Linked DNA regions of Homo sapiens: region 1 is linked to region 2. A link is a contact called in ENCODE Hi-C or POLR2A ChIA-PET data. All regions are on one chromosome and are shown on one strand. The core of a region is the stretch at or near the end of the contact, and the rest is flanking DNA. Distances in the headings are between cores, read along the strand shown. Region 1 overlaps VAV1 (vav guanine nucleotide exchange factor 1). Region 2 has its middle 24 kb from the start of ADGRE1.

Evidence for each region. Hi-C counts contacts between places; a loop is a spot of excess contacts on that map. ChIA-PET counts read pairs that join two places held with the same protein, here RNA polymerase II (POLR2A). Pooled maps may share reads with other maps.
Region 1: a map of HCT116 shows a loop between it and region 2 (3-fold over the local background). The contact joins two enhancer-like sites. A Hi-C loop is called at or near these places in 2 of 168 maps with a recorded cell type or tissue (CD14-positive monocyte and HCT116) and 5 of 50 pooled maps. POLR2A ChIA-PET finds 5 or more read pairs at or near these places in 7 of 52 experiments (B cell, MCF 10A, OCI-LY7 and 4 more).

The regions. Positions count from the first base shown.
Region 1 is chr19:6,824,518-6,831,783 of GRCh38, reverse strand. VAV1 (vav guanine nucleotide exchange factor 1) reads right to left here. Exons shown (of 27, transcript NM_005428.4): 7 at 6,663-6,731; 8 at 6,378-6,481; 9 at 5,073-5,172; 10 at 3,613-3,708; 11 at 3,297-3,365; 12 at 3,076-3,162; 13 at 2,884-2,969; 14 at 1,866-1,998. Among named protein-coding and RNA genes, the nearest start is that of VAV1, 55 kb to the right of the region's middle. Within about 2 kb of position 2,828, at least 4 of the 41 ENCODE cell types and tissues checked have a DNase peak (open chromatin) inside an H3K27ac peak, as active enhancers do; they include B cell, where a contact is called at or near this core.
Region 2 is chr19:6,860,134-6,867,702 of GRCh38, reverse strand. No RefSeq gene overlaps it. Among named protein-coding and RNA genes, the nearest start is that of ADGRE1, 24 kb to the left of the region's middle. RefSeq lists an enhancer at 4,560-4,699. Within about 2 kb of position 4,807, at least 14 of the 41 ENCODE cell types and tissues checked have a DNase peak (open chromatin) inside an H3K27ac peak, as active enhancers do; they include B cell, where a contact is called at or near this core.

The DNA of each region.
Region 1 (7,266 bases), core at 1,579-4,078, 34 kb after region 2:
TGGTGCAGCACCTGCTGAGAAACAGACACTGCTAGGAGCTGGGGACAGAGCAGTGAATAGGATGTGGTCCCCAGAGCTCCAGCCTGGTAGGAGAGACGGATGCTGTAAGCAGGCAGTTACAAGACAGCAACTGGCTCCTCGAGGGAGACACAGGTTGAGAAATAGAGAAGCCAGCCGGGCGCGGTGGCTTACACCTGTAATCCCAGCATTTTGGGAGGCTGAGGTGGGCGGATCACGAGGTCAGGAGTTTGAGACCAGCCTGACCAATGTGGTGAAACTCCGTCTCTACTAAAAATACAAAAAAATTAGCTGGGCGTGGTGGCGGGCACCTGTAATCCCAGCTACTCAGGAGGCTGAGGTAGGAGAATCTCTTGAACTCAGGAGGCGGAGGTTGCAGTGAGCCGAGATCATGCCTCTGCACTCCAGCCTGGTGACAGAGCGAGGCTCCGTCTCAAAAAAAGAAATAGAGAAGCCACAGACCAGAGCACAGGGGGAACTCCAGGGCAAAAACTGAAGCGAACGGAAGAGTTCACAGGAGAAAAAGCAGAAGGAAGTAAGGAAGAGCCGAGAGGGAGAGGGGTCTCAGCTTAAATGTCACTTCCACAGAGAATGTCCCTGAACAATGGAGGTAAGATAGCTCCCCCTCCCACCCTCACCTACCACAGCCACATCTCCTGTTTCATTCATTTATTTTTTAATAGAGACAGGATCTCACTCTGTGGTCCTAGCTGTAGTGCAATCATAGCTCTCTGCAGCCTCCAACTCCTAGCCACAGGCGATCCTCCCACCTCAGCCTCCCATGTAGCTAGGGCTACAGGCATGTGCCACCAAGCCCAGCTAAATTTTTTTTTATGTTTTGTAGAGACGGGGATCTCCCTATGTTGCCCAGGCTGATCTCAAACTCCTGGGCTCAAGCAATTCTCCCACCTCGGCCTCCCAAAGTACTGGGATTACAGGCATGAGCCACTGCACCCAGCCACCTACTTTATTTTCTTTGTAGAAAGCATCCCATAAGAACGCAAGTACCATACAAGAAATAAAATAAGCTGGGCACAGTGGCTCACGCTTGTAATCTCAGCACTTTGGGAGGCCAAGATGGGCAGGTCACTTGAGGTCAGGAATTTGAGACCAGCCTGGCCAACATGGTGAAACCTCGTCTCTACTAAAAATACAAAATTTAGCTGGGCATGGTGGTGGGTGCCCGTAATCCCAGCTACTCGGGAGGCTGAGGCAGGAGAATTGCTTGAACCTGGGAGCCAGAGGTTGCAGTGAGCCAAGACCGTGCCACTGCATTCCAGCCTGAACAACAGAGTGAGACTGTCTCAAAAACAAACCAACAAACAAACAAAATGAAAATTCTGTTTTGCTTTCCATTTTAGTCCTAGTGCCTAGAAGAGTGCCCTGGATATAGTAGGTGCTCAATTTAAAAACTGTTGAGTGGGCTCACGCTTATAATCCCAGCACTTTGGGAGGCCGAGGCAGGTGGATCACGGGGTCAAGAGATCGAGACCATCCTGGCCAACATGGTGAAACCCTGTCTCTACCAAAACTACAAAGATTAGCTGGGCGTGGTGGTGTGTGCCTGTAGTCCCAGCTACTCGGGAGACTGAGCCAGGAGAATCGCTTGAACCCAGGAGGCGGAGGTTGCGGTGAGCCGAGATTGTGCCACTGCACTCCGGCCTGGCGACAGAGCGAGACTCCATCTTAAAAAACAGAACAAAACAAACAAACAAAAAACACCTGTTGAGTGGATTAACACACACTTCCATGTAGATGTAGTCTGGCAAACAGGCACATGCCCAAGTGGAGAGGGCTAAGCTGCCGACTGCGTGGAGGACCCCATAGTTCCGGCGTCAAAGCCCCACCTTCTTGTTGTCTCGGTCTCCTGAAGAGTCATCCCGAACCTGGAAGCTGTGCAGGTTTACAAAGTCCTTGAGGTCATAGGAGTCTCCCCTGCGCTTACAGATGAGTAGAGCTTTGTCGAGCAGGAAGGCATACCTGGAAGGATGGATAACGCATTCCTGTCTGGCTCTTCCCAACTGTCCCCATCAGCCCTCTGACCAGTTCCTCCACATCCTGGTCCCACCCTGCCCTTCTCCTCCTCCTTGGCCAACTTGGCCATGCCCACCTGTCCATCCTGACTTCACCCACGTGATCCGCATTGGCCCTACTGCCTGTCAGTCTTCGCTCCACCCATACCCCTCGCTGGCCCTGTCCTGCCTGTCCATCAAGGCTCCACCGCCTTCTCTGGATGGGTCTACCACCTGTCTGTCTAGAAATCTTGCCTCACCCCCACTCAGGTCCCTCCCCAAATTCATCTTAATTCCACCTACAAGTCTACATAAGAACCTGGCCCCACCCCTACCCAGGCTCCACCCCAGATCTGTGTTGGCTCCACCCACCTGTCCATCTAGGAGCCTGGCCACGCCCCTATCCAGGCTCTTCCCCAGACCTATGTTGACTCCACCCAACTGCCTATCTAGAAACCTGGCCCCATCCCTACCCAGGCTCCACCACAGATATGGTTTGCTCCACTCACCTACCCATCTAGGAGCCTGGCCCCCACCTTGCCCAGGCTCCACCCAGATCTGTGTTGACTCCACCCACCTGCTCATCTAGGAGCCTGGCACCATCCCTGCCCAGGCTCCTCCCAGATCTGTGTTGACTCCACCCATCTGCCTATCTAGAAGCCTGGCTCTGCCCCTGCCCAGGCTCTGCTCCAGATCTATGTCGACTCCACCCACCTGTCCATCTAGAAGCCCGGCCCCGCCCCTGCCCAGGCTCCACCCAGATCTGTGTTGACTCCACCCACCTGCCCATCTAGGAGCCTGGTCCCACCCCTTTGCCCAGGCTCCATCCCAGATCCATGTTGACTCCACCCACCTGTCCATCTTGGAGCGCCGTTCCACCGAGGTGATCTTGAGTTCCCCGTCGATCTTGGGCCGGCCATAGTGAGCCAGAGACTGGTCCTATGCAGTAGGCAGGGGGTCTAGCAAGGGTCTCCCAAGAAAGGAGCCAGACACACACTCTCCCCACGTGGCCACACCCCTGGCCCACCCGGCTCCACCGCCTCACCAGGTTCTCAATGGACAGCTGGAAATTGGTGATCTGTCGCAGTGTCTCGTTGTCTCGCTTGACCTCGTTCACGCACTGAGCCAGGTCCTGGGGAGGGGGCAGGGGTGAACCTGGCCCCCCAACAGCCGACCCAGGCTCCTACCTAATCCCGGCTAGAGGATCAGCCCCTACCAGGAGGGTGTCTGCAGCAGGTGAGTCACCAGCACCCTACACCCACTCACCCTCATGGCATCCAGGGCCAGCCGCAGGTTCTCCTTCTCCATCGCCTCCTGCGTGTGTTTCACCAGCTCCTGAGAGAACCAAGACGTCAGACGTCACCTGGGCCCCTCCCCTTCTCCCTGCGGGGAGGGCCTTCCAAACAATGCTAGCTCACCAGCTCCTCCATCGTACTGCTGACCCTGGAGGCTGAGACATGACCCCAGTGACCCATCCCCGAGCGTCCTAGAGACCCAACCCCCAGAAGCCAGCCCCGTCCCCACTTTTATAGACACAGGAGAGTAGGTACGTGGAGCCCACGCCTAGAGATGTGCCTGGCACCTGGAGAAGGAGGTGATATTTGAGAACTCGCTGCATAGGCACCATCAGCAGGTCCCGCAGGGTGAACCTCCCGTTGTTGGCTCTCTGAGAACATTCCTGGGGAATCAGAGAACAATGGGGAAACTGAGGCAGGTCCCAGAAACAGCCAGTTGCAGGGTGGGTGCAGATAGATTTGAATAAATACGTGAGCAGCTCTCCACCCCAGAGCTGTGGGAATTTTTCTAGAGGCCAAAGCATCATATCTGCCCCCAAGGAAACAGGAAAAGGACTCCATGAGGTGGGGGCAGCTTGAGAACCACTGGAAGGAACTTTGGGAGGCCGAGGCGGGAGGATCACTTGAGGTCAGGAGTTCAAGACCAGCCTGGCCAACACGGGGAAACCCCGTCTCTGCTATGAAAAAAAAAAAAATAGCTGGCGTGGTGGCAGACTCCTGCAATCCCAGCTACTCAGGAGACTGAGGCAGGAGAATTGCTTGAACCCGGGAGGCAGAGATGGCATTGAGCTGAGATCACACCACTTCACTCCAACCTGGGTGACAGAGGGAGACTCCATCTCAAAAAACAAAGACAAACAAACAAACAAAAAAGCAATGGGAAGAGGCTGGGCACGATTGCTCAGGCCTGTAATCCTAGCTCTTTGAGAGGCTGAGTGGGTGAGTCGCTTGAGCCCAGGAGTTTGAGACCACCCTGGATAACATGGTGAAACCCCATCTCTGCAAAAAACACAAAAATTAGCCAGGAATGGTGGCATGCATCTGTAGTCCCAGCTACTCAGGAGGCCAAGGTAGGAGTTGGGAGGATTGCTTGAGTCCAGGAGGTCGAGGCTGTGGTGAGCTATGATCATGCCACTACACTCCAGCTTGGGGGACAGAATGAGACCCTGTCTCAAAAAAACAAAACAAAACAAAACAAACAAACAAACAAACCCACTGGAATGTGGCAAATGCTGCCTGGGATAGAGGTCCAGTATTCTGCCTGCTGAGGGGGGCTGGAGATGGGGAGGGGGACAGATCTGGAGAGCCCCCGTCCTCACCACCCCTGCCCTGTCTGTGTTTCCACCAGACAGATCCAGGTTGAAGTTCAGTTCAAGATCAAGTTCAGCCTGGGATCAGGGGTTGGTTGGAATTGGGGTTCAGTGAGAAGTGGGAGCTCAGCCCGACTTGGGGTACAATCAGTGCTAGGGCTCAGCCCAGGGCTGGGGTTGAGTGTGAGATCAGAGCTCAGTTCAGGGTCAGGACTTCACCCTGATATCAGGGGTCAGCCCAGACCCAGGGCCAGCCCATTTCTGTTCTTCTCCATTTCCTCTGCTTGGCTGGCTAGTACCTCCCTCCCTAGTCCTTTGGTGGATCTCTGGCTGGGCTGCAGCAGAAAGTGGACCATCTGCAACTCAGTGTCCTCCCTGCTGCCCCCAGGGCCTGGGGAGGAGCGGGAGAGGCCCCCGAGAAGTGGCCCGGCGCCCACCTCCAGCTTCATCTGCACGTCCTCCCGGGCTGCGGCCACACGGTCCAGGTGTTTGCTGGCTGACTCCACCTGGCTGCAGTAGCGGCCATAGACGAGGAACCTACAGGGAGAAGACAGGCCACCAGGTAAAGGTGACTGGCATCAAGGTCGGGCAGAGGCTGGCGTCAGCCCTGGCCTTGCTCTTCCCCGCTGGAGAAGAAACCTGAGTCCCAGTTTCTCCATCTGTGAAATGGGCATAACAATAGCATCTCCCATGTGAGGCTATTGTAGCATTATCTCATTTAATGCTACAGTAATTTCACCACAGTACCTGGTATTGTCTCTGCCCAATGTTTATTTATTTTTATTTAATTTAATTAATTTATTTATTTTTGAGACGGGGTTTCACGCTTGTCTCCCAGGCTGGAGTACAGTGGTGTGATCTGGGCTCAGTGCAACCTCCATCTCCCGGGTTCAAGCGATTCTCCTGCTTCAGCCCCCCGAGTAGCTGGGATTACAGACACCTGCCACCATGCCTGGCTAATTTTTGTATTTTTAGTAGAGACGGGGTTTTGCCATGTTGGCCAGGCTGGTCTCGAACTCCTGACCTCAAGTGATCTGCCCTCCTCGGCCTCCCAAAGTGCTGGAATTACAGGCGTGAGCCACCACGCCTGGCCTGTTTTTATTTCTGAGACAGAGTCTTGCTCTGTTGCCTAGGCTGGAGTCCAGTGGCATGATCTTGACTCACTGCAACCTCCGCCTCCCGGGTTCAAGCAATTCTCCTGAGTAACTGGGATTACAGGTGCATGCCACCACGCCCAGCTAATTGTTTTTTGTATTTTTAGTTGTATTTTAGTTGTATTTTTAGGCGATGGAGACGGGGTTTCACCATATTGGCCAGCCTGGTCTTGAACTCCTCACCTTAAATGATCCACCCGCCTCAGCCTCCCAAAGTGCTGGGATTACAGGCATTAGCCACCACACCTGGCCAATGTTCCTTCATTTAACAAATACTTATTGAGCATCTACTATGTGCCAGGCCCTGTGTGCATCCGTATAGTCAACCCTCACCACCAGCCTAGGAGGCACATTCCTGTGGCCCACTGATGTACAGATGAGGAAGCAGAAGCACAGAGAGGTTAAGTGACTACCCAGTGCCACACAGCAGAGCTGGGAATTGAACCAGAGATGGGCAGCCCCTCGCCCATGAACACACAGCAAAAAGTCCTCCCCGTCCAGTGGTGTCTGAGGGTAAGGTCTCTCAGATGCCCAGCCTAGGCAAGACAGAGTGACCCCAGAGCTTCAGTCTGGCCAGCTGGGTCTCACCTCTCCTTGTATTTGATGAAGACCTGGTAGAGATTGGCTGCGCCAGGGGTGCCCAGGGCTTCCTTCATCTCCTTTAGGAAGTGAGTATGAACACGAAGCAGGTCCTACTCGGAGGGAAGGGTGAGGGCTGGGACCAGAGCCCAGGGCTCAGGGGGCCAGGAAGGAAAGGGTCATCCACCCGCCCCATGCCGCTCAACTCCCAACCCCCGTACTCCAGGGAGAGGTAGGGGCAGCAGGTTATCCGCACTAGACAGACCCAAGAGGGCTGGGGATCGGCCGGCTCACCTCAATGTTGATAAAGATGATCTCAATGTCTTGAGGTTTCAGGAACCGTTGCAGGGGCTTCAAGAAATGCTGCGGGGAAGGGAGAGAAAGATGACGGAAGATAAGATTCCCTCCTCCAGACCAGTCTCAGAGAGACAGGGGAAGGAGACAGAGAGAGGGAGATAAAGAGAGGCAGCGCGTCCACACAAAAACTTGTACAAGAATGTTCACAGTGAAATTATTCATAATAACCCAAAAGCGGAAACAACCAAAATGCTTATCAATGGGTAAATGGGTGTTTCAAATGTGGTCCGGCCAGGTGCGGTGGCTCACGCCTGCAATCCCAGCACTTTGGGAGCCTGAGGTGGGTGGATCACGAGGTCAGGAGTTCAAGACCAGCCTGGCCAAGATGGTGAAACCCCGTCTCTACTAAAACTACAAAAATAAGCTGGGCACGGTGGCAGATGCGTGTGATCCCAGCTACTCAGGAGGCTGAAGCAGGAGAATCACTTGAACCTGGATGGCAGAGGTTGCAGTGAGCTGAGATCACGCCACTGCACTCCAGCCTGGGTGACAGAGTGAGACTCTATCTCAAAAAAGAAAAAAAAAATGTGGTCCATCCATA
Region 2 (7,569 bases), core at 3,558-6,057:
ACTGGGTGAGGGTTGGGGTTTATTATTATTATTATTTTTGCTTTTGTTTTGGGATGAGGGTCTTGCTCTGTTGCCCAGGCTGGAGTGCAATGGTACAATCATAGCTCACTGCAGCCTCAGCCTCCTGTGCTGAAGCCATCCTCTCACCTCACCATGTTGGTCAGGCTGGTCTCGAAATCCCAACCTCAGGTGATCCACCTGCCTTGGCCTCCCAAAGTGTTAGGATTACAGGCGTGAGCCACCGCGCCTGGCCTCCATCTTGCTTCTAACCTCCAAGCTGTCCTTGTTCATTCTTGGGCATAGGCGGAAGTAACCTTGGGAGGAACTTTATAGTTTAAAACAAAGACGATAACAGCCCTTTCCCAAAACAAACCTCCTTCTTGTTTGGGCACTAGACTGCCTTTGTAGGACTAACAAATTAGCCCCAAGATTAGAAATGATGGTTTAGGAGGCATGCAGCTAGAGGCTAAAAGATTCTGACCCTCCCTAAATTGCTCCTAAGATCAGGGCTTGAGATATTTTGCAAACCCTGCACTTGATGGATCAGCTGGCACCACCCAGATTGATAAACTGGCTCATGAGATCTTGTGGTCCCCCACCAGGAACTGACTCAGTGCAAGAAGACAGCTTTGACTCCCTGTGATTTCATCCATGACCGATCAGCACTCCTGGCTCGCTGGCTTCTCCCAACCCACCAAGTTGTCCTTAAAAGCTCTGCTCCCAGAAAGCTCAAGGAGACTGATTTGATTAATAAAACTCCAGTCTCCCACACAGCCGGCTCTGTGTGAATTACTCTTTCTCTACTGCAATTCCTGTCTTGAGAAATTGACTCTGTCTAGGCGGAGAGCAAGGTGAACCCACTGGGTAGTTACAAGGACACAGGGCAAACAGCTGCCCTGGGTGTGGTGTCTGGTGCCTGTAATCCAAGCTACTCAGGAGGCTGACGGAGGAGGATCGCTTGAGCCTGGTGAGGTTGAGCCTGAAGTGAACTGTGATCGTGCCACTACACTCTAGCCCAGGCAACAGAGCAAGATCCTATCTCAAAAAAAGAAAATGGTAAAAGAGGTACATTTTGCTGGGCATGGTGGCTCACGCCTGTAATCCCAGCACTTTGGGAGGCTGAGGCAGGTGGATCATGAGGTCAGGAGTTCGAGACCAGCCTGACCAACATGGTGAAACCCGTCTCTACTAAAAGTACAAAAAATTAGCCAGGCATAGTGGCACGTGCCTGTAATCTCAGCTACTCAGGAGGCTGAGGCAGGAGAATTGCTTGAACCCGGGAGGCAGAGGTTGCAGTGAGCTGAGATCCCGCCACTGCACTCCAGCCTGGGTGACAGAGTGAGATTCCATCTCAAAAAAAAAAAAAGTACATTTTATGTATGTTTGTGTTTCGTGTCATGAAATGTTTTGTTATGAATTGGAGAGTCAGAGAGAGAGTGTCGGTTTACTGGAGCAGAAAACACCTCAGGAACCAGTACCGGGGTAGAAAAACCTGAACGGTAATTGACGAATCGCTCAAGACTCAGTGTGCAGAAGTCTTAGGGCAGCCCCCGCAGTTTCATAAGTTTTACAAACTTGTCAGAGGAGTTTGAACCAGTGTGACTCCATCTTGAACAGGAGCTGGGTAACATGAGGCTGCGACCTGCTGGGCATTCCCGGGAGATCAGGCATTCTTAGTCACAGGATGAGATAGGAGGTCGACACAAGATACAGGTCATAAAGACCCTACTGATTAAACAGGCTGCGGTAGAGAAGCCAGCCCAAATCCCACCAAAACCAAGATGGCGACAAAACTGACCTGTGGTTGTCCTCATTGTTCATTCTTATTATACACTAATTATCATGTATTAGCTGCTAAAAGAAACTCCCGCAAGCGCCATGACAGTTTACAGATGCCATGGCAATGTCCGGAAGCTATCCTAGAGAGTCTAGAAAGGCGAGGAACCCTTAGTTCTGGAAAATCCTCAACCCCTTCCCAGAACACTCCTGAATAATCCACACCCCGTGTTGTAACCGAGTGAGTTGCAGAGAAATGCCACACTCTGAGATGAATTCAGGCGACCGAGAGAAGGCTAGTGCTCAAAATTCTCTCGGCCCTGAGGAAGGGGCTAGATTTCTTTCTTTCTTTCTTTCTTTCTTTCTTTCTTTCTTTTTTTGAGGCAGAGTCTCGCTCTGTCGCCCAGGCTGGGGTGCAGTGGGACGATCTCGGCTCACTGCAAGCTCCGTCTCCTGGGTTCACGCCATTCTCCTGCCTCAGCCTCCCGAGTAGCTGGGACTACAGGCGCCCGCCACCACGCCTGGCTAATTTTTTTGTACTATTTTAGTAGAGACGGGGTTTCTCCGTGTTAGCCAGGATGGTCTCGATCTCCTGACCTCGTAATCCACCCGCCTCAGCCTCCCAAAGTGCTGGGATTACAGGCATGAGCCACTGTGCCCGGCAGGAACCATTTTTAAATATGCCAAAGCATTCTGTTCTTTTTTTACTTTTCTTTTTTTTTTTTTTTTTTTGAGACAGTCTCACTGTAATGCCCAGGCTGGAGTGCAGTGGTGCGATCTCGGCTCACTGCAAGCTCCGCCTCCCGGGTTCACGCCATTCTCCTGCCTCAGCTGCCCGAATAGTTGGGACTATAGGCGCCTGCCACCATGTCCGGCTAATTTTTTATATTTTTAGTAGAGACGGGGTTTCACCGTGTTAGCCAGGATGGTCTCGATCTCCTGCCCTTGTGATCCGCCTGCCTCGGCCTCCCGGAGTGCTGGGATTACAGGCATTAGCCACCATGCCCGGCCTCAAAAACTTTTTTATTTTTAAAGTTTTAAATAAAAACTTGCTAGCATGTTACTCCACTTTATTTTTCTCCATGGAGCTAATCTCTAAGTAAACTCCAGCTGAGGCCACATCCTCGCCCAGCTCCTTCCTCTGCCCCTTCCTGCTGCCTGTGGCCAGCATGGCCAAGGCAGGAAGGGAGATGCAGATTACATAGGACCTTATGGTTATCCCCGTGCCTGAGCTCTCTGATGTTAGTTGTGCTTTTGCTGGGTGGACTGGAGGCAAGGAAAGTGAGGATACTTATGATGACTTGAAATCAGCTGTGGGCCAGGTGCGGTGGCCCACACCTGTAATCCCAGCACTGTAAGAGGCCGAGGCGGGCAAATCATCTGAGGTCGGGAGTTCAAGACCAGCCTGGCAAACAGCCAAACCCCATCTCTACTAAAAATACAAAAGTTAGCTGGGCTTGGTGGTGGGCACTTGTAATCGAGCTACTCAGGCAGCGGAGGCAGGGAGAACTGCTTGGAACCCAGGAGGTGGAGGTTGCAGTGAGCTGAGATTGTGCCACTGCATTCCAGCCTGGGCAACAGAGCAAGACTCTATCTCAAAAACAAAAAAACAAAAAACAAAAAAAAAAGAAGAAAAAAGAAATCAGATGCGGTGGGACTATTTACACCATAGGAATGGGCACATTCTATGCGAATATCCACTGTTTGAATCATCCCCACTCCGGCCAGGCATGGTTCACACCTGTAATCCCAGCACTTTGGAAAGCCAAGGCAGGTGGATAACCTGAGGTCAGGAGTTCGAGACCAGCCTGGCCAACATGGTGAAACCCCGTCTCTACTCAAAAGAAAATACAAAAATTAGCTGGGCGTGGTGTCGGGCTCTTGTAGTCCCAGCTACTCGGGAGGCTGAGGGAGGAGAATCACTTGAACCTGGGAGGTGGAGGTTGCAGTGAGCCAAGATCACACCATTGCCCTCCAGCCTGGGCGACAGAGTGAGACTCTTTCTCAAAAATAAATAAATAAATCACCCCCACACCACGGCTCCCCAAATCCTGCAGCTTAGAGCTCAAACATCCAAACCTGACTTCTGAGGCCCCCTAACAGCCTTCTCTTTGGAAACAGTCTAATCAGAGAGTTTGAGACACTGAAGCCAAATCACCGAAGGCCACCAGAGGGCACTACATAGCTTCAAATTGGTGCTGTGGGGTTACAATGGGCAAGATACGCGGAACTTGGTTCCGCGGCTCAAATGCCAGGACAATGCGGAAGTGTTGGCTGCCTAAGAACAAGTCCCGCCTTGCGTGAATGGTACCCATGAAATATGACAGCTCCCTATGTGACAATCTGCCTCGCGCCTCACTTCATTGCCTGGAATTCCACCATTAGGGAGTCATTCCTTTGGATAAAAAATGTTCCTCTGGAAAAAAAAAAAAAAAGTTCCTCTGGGCCGGGCGCGGTGGCTCACGCCTGTAATCCCAGCACTTTGGGAAGCCGACGCGGGCGAATCACCTGAGGTTAGGAGTTCGAGACCAGCCTGGCCAACATGGTGAAACCCCATCTCTACTAAAAATACAAAAATTAGCTGGGCGCTGTAATCTCAGCTACTCGGGAGGCTGAGGCAGGAAAATCGCTTGAACCTGGGAGGCGGAGGTTGCAGTGAGCCAAGATCGCGCCACTGTGCTCCAGCCTGGGAGACAAGAGCGAGACTCGGTCCCACCCCCACCCGCCCCCCCCACAAAAAATGTTTCTCTTCCAGAAAATATTAAATAGTTCAAGTTGAGACCCCTAGAAAGCACTAGAAATTAAAGACGTGGGAAGAATCCTCAGACCACAGAAAACAGCTGTAGGTGGAGACCCTTCCACCTACTTTGTATTTCTCTGCCTTCTCAACAATATGAACGTGTTTGGCTGCGGACGTTGGCTCACGCCTGCAATGCCAGCGCTCTGGGAGATTGCGCTATCGAGGTGGCGCACTACTGCTGCTGTCCATCAGGGGGCAAGCGCGGCTTTAATTTGTGGCTGTCTGCGGTGGGACTGCCTGGCGATGTGTCTGTGTGATGTTTAGGAATGTCCCTGTTTGATCTAGTGGGTGTCTGTCTGACGGCGTTTGAAGTCTATATCCGCTGATTTCATTTGTCTTTATCAGTGTTTGTAAATTCTTAGGGCTGGGGGTAGGAGTGAGTGAGTGTGTGTGTGTGTGTGTGTGTGTGTCTGTCTGTCTGTATTGGGGGCTGTCCGTTGTACATTCACCATGTTGGCCAGGCTGGTTTCGAACTCCTGAGCTCAAGTGATCCACCTGCCTCGGCCTCCCAAAGTGCTAGGATTATAGGCATGAGCCACCACGCCCGGTCTCCCAACAACTTTTCACCCACCCCACCCCCACTTTCCTCCCTCTCCAAGCAAAATGAGCCCCTTGAAGTTTCCAGAACCTACCAGGATCACTATCATTTGCCCCTCTCCCTAAAAAACTTTCCCTTCATTATTTATTATTATTATTATTGAGTCTCACTCTGTCGTCCAGGCTGGGGTGCAGTGGTGCAATCTCAGCTCACTGCAATCTCTGCCTCCCAGGTTCAAGTGATTCTCCTACCTCAGCCTCCCGAGTAGCTGGGATTACAGGCACCTGCCACCACACCGGCTAATTTTTGTATTTTTAGTAGAGATGGGGGTTTCACCATGTTGCCCAGTCTGGTCTCGAACTCCTGACCTCAAGTGATCCGCCGCCTCGGCCTCCCCAAGTGCCGGGATTACAGACATGGACCACCGTGCTAGGCTGTCCCCTCATTTATTTTCTAGGTGACTCCATCCAGCTGATTATACAGTTGCCACCTTAGATGTTTCCTCCTCCAGGAAGCCCTCCCTGACCATCCTCCCCTACTCAAGCCTGGGTTAGATCTGTATTTGCTCCCACAGCCACCTGTGTTCCTTATGAAATTCATCAACTCTGTGTTATAATTGCCTGGTTGATTGTTAAGTCCCCTACTGGATTATACGTGCTTTTCAGGCAGGTCTGCGCCTGAGTCATTCACACAGCCTGGGGCTGAAGGTGAGGGCCACCCAGGAACTCCAAGAACAAGTCCATGACCTCAACCTCACCAACACCCTGAACTAGACAGCCCAGGTAGCCACCTTAGGCCATAGGTAGGTTCATGGTGTGACTCTGGGGGAGTCACGGGAGGGGCAGAAACCCCCCGTCCTAGTTCCTGATCCCTTGTGACTGCATTGCTTCCTCCAACACCCATTTCTAGATTCATGGTTCCTCAAACATGAAAAACACTTCACTCCAGGCTTCAGAGGCTATATCCTGCACCTGGCCAGGTGTGTGCAGGTACCATCTAGGCGTTGGCTTACCTGGGGTTGCAGAGAGAGCTAGGATATACCAAGATCCCCACCCGGCACTAGAGTGACGGTTAAGAGCGTGGTTCTGTGCTTAGGTGCATACCGACTCTCTGCCTGTGGCGAGCTGATTTTATCTTTCTCTGGTTCAGAGAGGCGAAGTCTTTCCCAAAACTTTATAGCTAATTTCACAGGGGCACAGAGGACCTTAGAATCTCTTGGAGCCCTGACCACTATGCTCTATTTCATATAAAAATAAAAACTGGCCAGGCCCAGTGGCTCACGTCTGTAATCCCAGCACTTTGGGAGGCCGAGGCGGGCGGATCACAAGGCGAGGAGATCAAGACCATCCTGACTAACACGATGAAACCCCATCTCTACTAAAAATGCAAAAAATTAGCCGGGCGTGGTGGCGGGCACCTGTAGTCCCAGCTACTCGAGAGGCTGAGGCAGGAGAATGGCGTGAACCCGGGAGGCGGAGCTTGCAGTGAGCCGAGATCGCGCCACTGCCCTCCAGCCTGGGCGACAGAGCAAGGCTCCGTCTCAAAAACAAAAAAAACAACAACAACAAAAAGAAACCCGGCCGGTTGCAGTTGGCTCACGCCTGTAATCCCAGCACTCTGGGAGGCTGAGGTGGGCAGATCACGAGGTCAGAAGATCGAGACCATCCTGGCCAACATGGCGAAACCCCTGTGTCTCTACTAAAAATACAACTGTTAGCTGGGTGTGGCGGCGTGTGTCTGTAATCCCAGCTACTCGGGAGGCTGAGGCAGGAGAATCGCTTGAACTTGGGAGGTGGAGGTTGCAGTGAGCCAAGATTGCACCACTGCACTGCAGCCTGGCGACAGAGCTAGACTCCATCTCAAAAATAAATTAATAAATAATAAAATAAGATAAAATACCACGAAGCTGGCTGTGAGATTAATCTAGATACTGTGTAGGAAGTGCTTACTTTCATGGCGCCAGACAACACTGAATACTTGACACGGGAGGTGCCTCTGTTAGTAGTATGGTAGGGTAATATATTTGGAAGTATGAACTACTTTTTCCCAAATTAATTTATAGCCCATGATCCTTCCCCAGCCCTGTCAGCTTAGGCCAGCCCATCTTTTTGCCTCCTAAGGGTTATGCTAGCAGCCTGCAGATTTACCCAAAAAGCAACTCCCTGGCTTTTGTTGGTCAGTTGGTTACTTGGTTGTTTCTTTGCTTTGTTTTGTTTTTTGTTCTTTGTTTTTGTTTTTGTTTGAGATGGAGTTTTGCTCTGTCACCCAGGCTGGAGTGCAGCGGTGCAGTCTCATCTCACTGCAACGTCCCCCTCCCAGGTTCAAGTGATTCTCTTATCTCAGCCTCCCAAGTAGCTGGGATTACAGGTACCTGCCACCACGCCCGGCTAATTTTTGTATTTTTAGTAGAGATGAGATTTCACCATGTTGGCCAGGCTGGTCTCAAACTCCTGAC